Linked DNA regions of Homo sapiens: region 2 is linked to region 1. A link is an interaction called in ENCODE POLR2A ChIA-PET data of the cell type or tissue named here. Cell type or tissue: HepG2. All regions are shown on one strand. Links, peaks and the distances in the headings refer to the core of each region. The heading gives the core; the rest is flanking DNA. Region 1 overlaps SV2C (synaptic vesicle glycoprotein 2C). Region 2 overlaps F2RL1 (F2R like trypsin receptor 1).

Region 1 (4,398 bases), core at 289-4,288:
TCTGTTTCTGCCTCCAATGTGAATTCCCTAAAGTATAGCACTTTTTCTCATTGTTCTTAAACCACTGTTCCAAGCAGCTACTACCAATCAAGTGGATTTAATATGCTAAATAAAAATCTGTTTGCTATTCCTACTCTAGGGCAAAAGAACACAAGCATCTGCTTTGCCACAAACTCCCCCACGAACATATTCTTCCCACTGGTCCTGGCTAACAGTTGGAAAATACTCACGTAAGATCAACAACACATCAATACCCATGACACCAGCCCACAGAAACAATTCAAATAAACCTGAATTGGAGAAACAGGTTTTCTCTATACCTAAGGACATTAAAAAAGTGCTCATTTTTTGAAGGGTCAATTCATGCTTAGAAGGGAAGCCAGTCACACAGCAATCTGTATTTGAATATAATGGAGCAAAAAAAAAATGCTCTTTTATTAATCTGATATACACTAAATATCTTTGCAGCTGTTACATGAATGTTAGTTATCTGGCATATAAATGTATACACAATTCCAAGTTTGATAGATTTATGCTGTACACGAGCCATCCCACATGGAGCATGCCCTTTCACAAGGATACGCATGGCTGTCTCGGGATATTTGTCAAAACACATTTGGTCAAACATTTTGGCAATTGGAAATCAGACACAGAGGAGCATACAGGAAAGATGAGTTCACAACAGGACCAGCTGTACTTAAGATGAAAACTCCAAAACCTGAAACAGAATTTACACATGCAGCACACGTATATACAGTACAATAGGGGTAACTGGAACATTCATAGCAGGAGATCTTACACAGCATTAAAAACAGGAAGAATAAAAAAGGAAAACAAAGCCAAACAATCCAAACACCAAAACCGACAGGACCATTGCCAAGATCTCATTAAAATAGACAGTGGATAGTACGTTTAGCATATGTTCAAAATGGAAGTTCACCTGAAAGAGAAAACTCTTCTATCATGTTATTTAGTGTATCTAGATAGTAACAAAAGACATATGATCTGTTCAATATGTTCCTGGATCAGGATGAGGATACATAACTGCATGGATGCTAAGAAAGTGTATATTAAAAAAGACATTTCTTTTTTCTTCTGACTGACATAGGACATAGATTCAGTAAAGCAAATATATAACAATAGCAGCGGAGATGAAGTTAGGCCAATTTGTCAAGTTCTATCTAGGTAGGCCTGGTGAATATCAAGGCAAGAAAGGAGTTTCCTTCTTGGATGACTACGTGGGCGCAAGAGGGGAGACACTTTGCAACTTCAAACTAGTTTCATTTTGTTTGCATAGCATGAAATAGCCAATTTTACTGTACATTCTTTCTGAAGGAATGACACCCATAGATAACAGTGGATTCTCTGTACTGGGTCCTATTCTGAGTCAATACAAATGCAGAAAGAAACCCTTTGTGAATCACATGAGGTTGAGCTTGCTAAGTCTTTCCCCTTCCTTGGACTTAGGGGCAATGCTGACCCATAAATCCATGATACTCAATGTGATGTGGCCTGTGTCTATGCAGTGGGAGGCCAAGCATTCTTTAGGGCTTTAGATGGTGGTATGCTGGCAAATGTTTAACAACTGTCTTAGGGGTTAGGAGGAGTCTGATTTGCATGGCTTTGTTGCTTTCCATGGCTTTGTTGCTTTCCATGGTATAAATACCACCACTATAGCTGATCTCAAACTACAAAAATACTGTCACTTGGGAAGGTGTGTGTAGTAGTATACCTGTATACAGTATTTCTACCATACAGACATAATAGGCATACATTACCTCATGGGCACAGATAATGGTAAAATGTAGTAAAATAAGTAGAAAGTGATGAGCTTTGACTATATGTTGCCTTTGCTTTTAGCTATAATTTATCTAATCTTATTTAATTTTTTAGTAATAGCTATGTTTCTCAACTGACTCTCAAAAGTTCTGAAAGTTTAACAATCAGTTCGGATGAACCGGTTCAAAGCTATTCCAGCTCATCACTAGCTTTAGATGACTCCAGCCCCTGTGAGCAGGCTGCCTAGTCACTCCCCAGGCACCACAAAGCTGTTTTGGACTTTGCACCCCTGCTGCTGGGGTAGATTACCCGCTTGAGTTGAAACCCGTCTGAGTCTGAACAAAGGGTTGAAAACTGCTTTCTGCTCCTAGTCCTGGGCACTCTTGGATCTAAGGGGAGCATGAATGCAATAAAGTAGGCAGAGAGTGGACAATCTCAGCAATTTCAGCATTCAGACCTGACTGGAAGGCACCTAGCCTTCAGCACCAAGTGGGGAATCTTCTGCAGACATGGAGAGTACCATCTACCTCCACTAGCCAATGAATCTCAAGAACCCAGGTAGGAACATCCTGGTCTTTCAGGAGTCAAACGCTGAGCTCTCAGACTTCTGCTCTGGAGATGGGCTGCTCTGATTCCATACCAGCTGTGCCCATCCTATCAGGGCACAGGCACTGAAAAGCAATTGGAAATCCAGCCCTGCACAGGGAGCTGTGCCAAAGCCAGCAGCCTTGCGTTCACACTCCCCCTGCACCCATTCCTGTTCTTCACCTTCTCCTCCTCTGTGCCTCCACAACAGGCATGGATGGGCCTTTCATCCCAAGTGCCCCAGGAAAGCTTGGCCTTGCTTTTGTACACTGCTAGAATTAAGAGGTTGTCGACCAGAGGAGGAAAAGAAAAAAAACAAAAGGGAAATAAAGGAAATGAGTGGGCACTGCCCTGAGGAGGTAAGAAGAGAACTGGTGGGCAAAAATGGCAATGGGGCTCTCAGAGGAGGGTAGAGGGTCACTGACAACTACCCTCTTTCTGCTCTGCCCCCCTGCAGGCCCTAGAACCCCAAACATCCTTTGCAACTTCAAGACACTTGCAACAACACGCACCAGTTTTAAACTGAAACCCAAAATACCCCTGCTACTGGCTGTCAGAACCTGTTTTCTGGATGGCTTATCTGCTGAGGGTAGCGAGGAGGGAAGCTGCTTTAGGATGTCTGCAAAGATAATTGACTCACCCACAAATCTTCAAAATCAGAAAGGAAACACCCTGGGAGGCACAGACCAGGGGAGTGGCAGCAGCTGCAGGCTTTGCTGACTTAGCTCTGAAGAGAAAACCCCAACACTATTCGCTGGGGAACAGACCCCCTAGCTCCTGTCTCTGGTTTCACACCATGAAAAGAACACCTCAGAAGAAAGCGGGACTTTAGGCCAGGTGTAGTGGCTCATGCCTGTAATCCCAGCACTTTGGGAGGCCAAGGTGGGTAGATCACTTGAAGTTAGGAGTTGGAGACCAGCCTGGCCAAAATGGTGAAACCTCGTCTCTACTAAAAATACAAAAAATTAGCCGGACATAGTGGCATGCACCTGTAATCCCAGCTACCTGGGAGGCTGAGGCAGGAGAATTGCTTGAACCTGGGAGGCGGAAGTTGCATTGAGCCGAGATTGCACCACTGCACTCCGGCCTAAGTAATAGAGCGAGACTCCGTCCCCCGCCCCCCCGCCCAAAAAAAAAAAAAAAATGCTCTAGAGAGATGGGGCTATCTCTGCTCCTGATTCTTTTCCTTGAATAATATCTTAGTGCAATATCCTGCTGAGATTATTTAAGGGAACAACTTATGTGTGGTTTCATTTTTCTCATTTTCCAAGTACTAGTTAATAGTCTCTCCAACAAAAACCAGGTAATCAAGGAGCTTTCTCCTCTCATCAAAGGTTATCTCAATGACTGAATAGTTCCTGCACTGCCTGCTGAAGGCTATTATTTGTTTTAAATGTGGAAAAATAACACTTTGTATTTATGGGGGGGGGCGCGGAGGGTTCACATGTAATGGGGGTCAGTGTGAGAGTGTCTTCTCTCATTCTGTTTTCCTTGCCCTCATTTAAGTCCTCCATAGGCTTAATTATTGCACACAGCAGTGTCTCAATACGTATCACATGGGAGGTGCTCAATAAGTATTTACTGGATAATCATATGAAATGACAAGAGATCAGTGAAGGCTCGGCTCAGCTCTTCCCCTGCCCAACCATGCTAGCCTTAAGTAAGAGCTGAAACAGACCCATAAACTGTATTCTTGTAACTCAAAATCCTGGGATTACTAAACTGCATTTAGATATTGTTTAAGAAAGACTGAAGGGAGCCCTGGCAATGGCTCTGTGACTGGTTGGTGAGAGACGGGCGACAAGAGGAATGGTCAACATTTAGAGCAAAAGAACATCACACGGAGAACTGTTACGCCATACCTGAAACAATGAAGGGACACACAATACATCCAGAATATACTAACAGGTTTTTTTTTTTTTTTGTCTACATTACAGATAACAAGAGAAGCTTTACTTAAAATACATACTTTGCTGAGCATAAACAAAAACTGTGAGAAACATATAGTCCACTTCAGAGTTTCAGAAGTTGTTG
Region 2 (4,398 bases), core at 148-4,147, 490 kb before region 1:
CTACTAAAAATACAAAAATTAGCCAGAGGTGGTGGTGTGGGCCCACAGTCCCAACTACTCAGGAGGCTGAGGCAGGAGAATCACTTGAAACTAGAGGCAAAGGTTGCAGAGATTGCACCACTGCACTCCAGCCTGGGTGACAGAGCAAGACTCTGTCTCAAAAAAAAAAAAAAGTACTGATACATAGATACATGGATGAATCTCCAAAAGATTATGCTAAGTGAAAGAAGCCAGTCACAGAGGACAACACATTATCCCATTTCTATCAAATGTCTACAATAGGCAAATCCATAAATAGAAAGTAGATTAGTGTTTGCCAAGGGCTAAGACCAGAAGATTGGTGAATGACAGCTAAACTGTTTCTTCCAGGGTAATAAAAATGTTCTAAAATTGTGGTAATGGTTGAATAATTCTATGAACATCCTAAAAGCCACTAAATTGTACAGTTTAAAGGGGTGAATTGTATGGTGTGCAAATTATCTGATATGGAATTCTTGGTAAAGCTGTTAAAAAAAAAACACAGGCTTGGCATCATAGGAAAGGGAAAAAAACAGAAAAGAAATAACAGGGAAGAGGAGTGGGAGGTGAGTTTGGGAATAGATGAAACAAGATTAGCCAACAGTTAATAATTATTGAAGTTGAGTGGTGGATACACTTAATTCACTATAATAGTATATTTCTATAAGATTAAAATTCTCCATAAAAATAAGCATGTACCAAGTCAGGAAAGCTCACATAAAGAGTGCTCAAAATCTGTTTTAAATAAGAATGCTAAAATAAAGACCAAAAAAGGAGCAAGGAATGGCAATATAACAATTTTTTTTTAAAAAGGAACTTTTTCTTAGAATATTTCAACACATAACCTTTAATGGTCTCCATCAAAACTATTGTTGATATTAACTGTTCTATAACACTGGTAAATGTCAAGATGCTACTCGAAGGTCCCTGAAGCCCTTGCCCAGTGCATTTGCTCTGACTCTGTACAGGGTCCTTACCACTCACCAAAACTCACAGAGCTTGTCTAGAGAACCGATGCTATCCCAGCTCCCAATTGTCAACCAGGTAAAATCATTTCTATTTCACAGAGTTGAGGAGAGACTAAATGCACAAATGAAGTTTAAACACAAATAAAGTGCCTGGCTACAATTACATTCCCATTTCTAGGGCTGTAATAAACAATTATTGCCCAAGTGTGTGAAAATACACACTCACAGATGCTCAAGGCAGCATCCCCCCACTCAGTTACAGACAAACAGCTCCTTATTTCTATTCCTAACTTAGCATGTCCCTGACGTAGTCCCTACTACTAAGGGTAGACAATATAGTAGCCAATAATATTGAAATGGAAAGACAGCCACAATATACAGTCAATTGAAAAAAGAAACTGGCCAGGCATGGTGGCTCACACCTGTAATCCCAGCACTTTGGGAGGCCGAGGCGGGTGGATCCTGAGATCAAGAGATCGAGACCATCCTGACCAACATGGTGAAACCCAATCTCTACTAAAAAATACAAAAATTAGCTAAGTGTAGTGCACGCGCCTGTAGTCCCAGCTACTCCAGAGGCTGAGGCAGGAGAATCGCTTGAACCCAGAAGGCAGAGGTTGCAGTGAGCCGAGATCATGCCACTGCACTTCAGCCTGGCAACAGAGTGAGACTCTGTCTCAAAAAAAAAAAAAAAAAAAAATTATAATGTACAATTTGCAAAATCTGAAGTCTAGAAGGATATCCACCAAACAATAAAAAGTGGCTGGCTCTGTGGAGTAGAATAGCTGGGGACAAGAGAACTTTTCTTTTTATTTTACACCTCTCTATATTATTTGAATTTTGTATCTCAAAGGAATATAAATTGATATAATATTTTTGGTGGGTAATTTGGCAAAACATATCAAAATTTTAAATGTATTTGCCATATGACCTAGCAATTTACTTCTAGGAATTTGCCCTGCACCTACCAGCTAAAGTGCACAAAGCTATTTTATGTACTAGAATATTCACTGGAACATTGTTTAGCATGGTAAAACAATGTTAATTTCAACATCTATCAAAAAGGGGAGTAGTTCAGGCCCTGGCAGGGTGGCTCACGCCTGTAAACCCAGCACTTTGGGAGGCTAAGGCGGGCGGATCATGAGATCGGGAGTTTGAGATCAGCGTGGCCAACATGGTGAAACCCCGTCTCTACTAAAAATACAAAAATTAGCTGGGTGTGGTGGCGGGCACCTGTAATCCCAGCTACTTGGGAGGCTGAACCTGGGAGGCTTGAACCTGGGAGGCGGAGGTTGCAGTGAGCTGAGATCACACCACTGCACTCCAGCCTGGGTGACAGAGCAAGACTTCATCTGGGGTTCGGGGATGGGCGGGAAGAGGGGAGTAGTTCAGGCCAGGCATAGTGGCAACCTAGCCATAGCCCCAGCTACTTGGGAGCTCCGTCTAAAAAAAAAATTAGCTGGGGGTGAGCTATGATCCTGCCACTGCACTCCAGCTTGGGTGACAGCCAGACCCAGTCTCTTTAAAAAAAAAAGGGGGGGGGGGTGTGGTGGGGAGGACTAGTTCAATTACCCCCCTATAAAAGTTTGTACAGGGTCGGCGCAGTGGCTCACGCCTGTAATCCCAGCACTTTGGGAGGCCGAGGCAGGTGGGTCACGAGGTCAGGAGACCGAGACCATCCTGGCTAACACGGTTAAACCCTGTCTCTACTAAAAATACAAAAAATTAGCCGGGCATGGTGGCGGGCGTCTGTAGTCCCAGCTGCTTGGGAGGCTGTGGCAGGAGAATGGCATGAACCCGGGAGGCAGAGCTTACAGCGAGCTGAGATAGCGCCCCTTCACTCCAGCCTGGGCGACACGGCAAGACTCCGTCTCAAAAAAAAAAAAAAAAAGTTTGTACAGATTTCTATAAACTGACTATGAATCGATTAGGTAAAAAAGATAAATAAATCATAGCACAGTATGTACAGTACGGTATGCTCCTTCTATTCCTATAAATCATTTGTGCATAGAGAAGTTGAGCTGATGGCCAGGAATAGTGACTCACACCTATAATCCCAGCACTTTGGGAGGCCAAGGCGGGCGGATCACTTGAGGTCAGGAATTCAAGACCAGCCTGGCCAACATGGCAAAATTCTGGCTTTACTAAAAATGCAAAAATTAGCTGGAGGTGTTGGCGCGCATCTGTAATCCCATCTACTTGAGAGGCTGAGGCAGGAGAATCACTTCAACCTGGAAAGCGCAGGTTGCAGTGAGCTGAGATCACATCACTGCACTCCAGCCCTCCAGCCTGGGCGACACAGCGAGACTCCATCTCAAAAAAAAAAAAAAAAAACCAACCAACCAAACAAACAAAACCCGAGAAGTTGTGCTGAGATTGGAGACCAGAAAGAATGAGAGATTTTCACTTTTTTTTAGACCCTTCTGATTTACACAATTTTGGGAAAATCTGCGTGTAAAACTTTTTTTTTTTTTTGAGACTGAGTCTCACTCTGTTGCCCCGGCTGGAGTGCAGAGGCACGATCTCGGCTCACTGCAAGCTCGACCTCCCGGGTTCACGCCATTCTCCTGCCTCAGCCTCCCAAGCAGCTGGGACTACAGGCGCCCGCCACCATGCCCGGCTAATTTTTTGTATTTTTAGTAGAGACAGGGTTTCACCATGTTAGCCAGGATGGTCTTGATCTCCTGACCTTGTGATCCACCCGCCTTGACTTCCAAAGTGCTGGGATTACAGGCGTGAGCCACCACGCTTGGCCTAAAACTTTTAATTTAATTTTTATTTTAAGTATACTCCTCTTGTGGCCCAACCTCCCCATCAAACCAAGTGTAAAACAAGCACTTTACTTGCATTAGTTCTCTTCCTTTCACCCTCTCTTCTCTATGATCCCCTCACCCCAAATGTCCTTTTTTGCTCCCAATCTTTGGGAGCACAGACTGAAAAATAAAGGTTTCAATTGTGGGGTGCCCCTCCCTAGCTAAACTTTTAGTACATTTTCAGAAGTGTTCTTTCAGAATGAACTGTTTTCTTCAACACTTGCCAAGCTAATAAAACCATAAGAAAGTCAAATACAGATTTACTAAAACATCATCTATCAAGGTTATTTAGTAACTACAAAGCAAGCAAAAGGATCAAATTTAAAGTCCTATCTTCCAGTTCATTGCAGTGTTCTGTCATATTACAAAACTTTGGCCAGGCACGGTGGCTCATGCCTATAATCCCAGCACTTTGGGAGGCTGAGGCAGGTGGATCACTTGAGGTCAGGAGTTCAAGATCAGCCTGGCCAACGTGGCGAAACCCCGTTTATACCAAAAACACAAAAATTAGTTGGATGTGGTGGTGTGCGCCTGTAGTCCCAGCTACTCCAGAGGCTGAGGCATGAGAATCACTTAAACCTGGGAGGCAGAGGTTGCAG

What was found. ChIA-PET counts read pairs that join two places held together with the same protein. Peaks named below come from ENCODE experiments on the same cell type or tissue, not always from the same donor. Only the 100,000 strongest peaks of a DNase experiment are listed, where the experiment ranks them.
Region 2: POLR2A ChIA-PET joins it to region 1 with 7 read pairs; 3 of 35 experiments call an interaction of 5 or more read pairs at or near these places.

The regions. Positions count from the first base shown.
Region 1 is chr5:76,329,955-76,334,352 of GRCh38, reverse strand. It overlaps SV2C (synaptic vesicle glycoprotein 2C), which reads right to left. Exons shown (of 13, transcript NM_014979.4): 13 at 397-4,398. Among named protein-coding and RNA genes, the nearest start is that of SV2C-AS2, 21 kb to the right of the region's middle. In HepG2, for the core only: no CTCF peak of the experiment used is centred there; DNase peaks (open chromatin) are centred at 1,362 and 2,062; H3K4me3 peaks cover 430 bases.
Region 2 is chr5:76,822,293-76,826,690 of GRCh38, reverse strand. All of the region lies in intron 1 of F2RL1 (F2R like trypsin receptor 1), which reads right to left. Among named protein-coding and RNA genes, the nearest start is that of F2RL1, 5.5 kb to the right of the region's middle. In HepG2, for the core only: no CTCF peak of the experiment used is centred there; no DNase peak of the experiment used is centred there.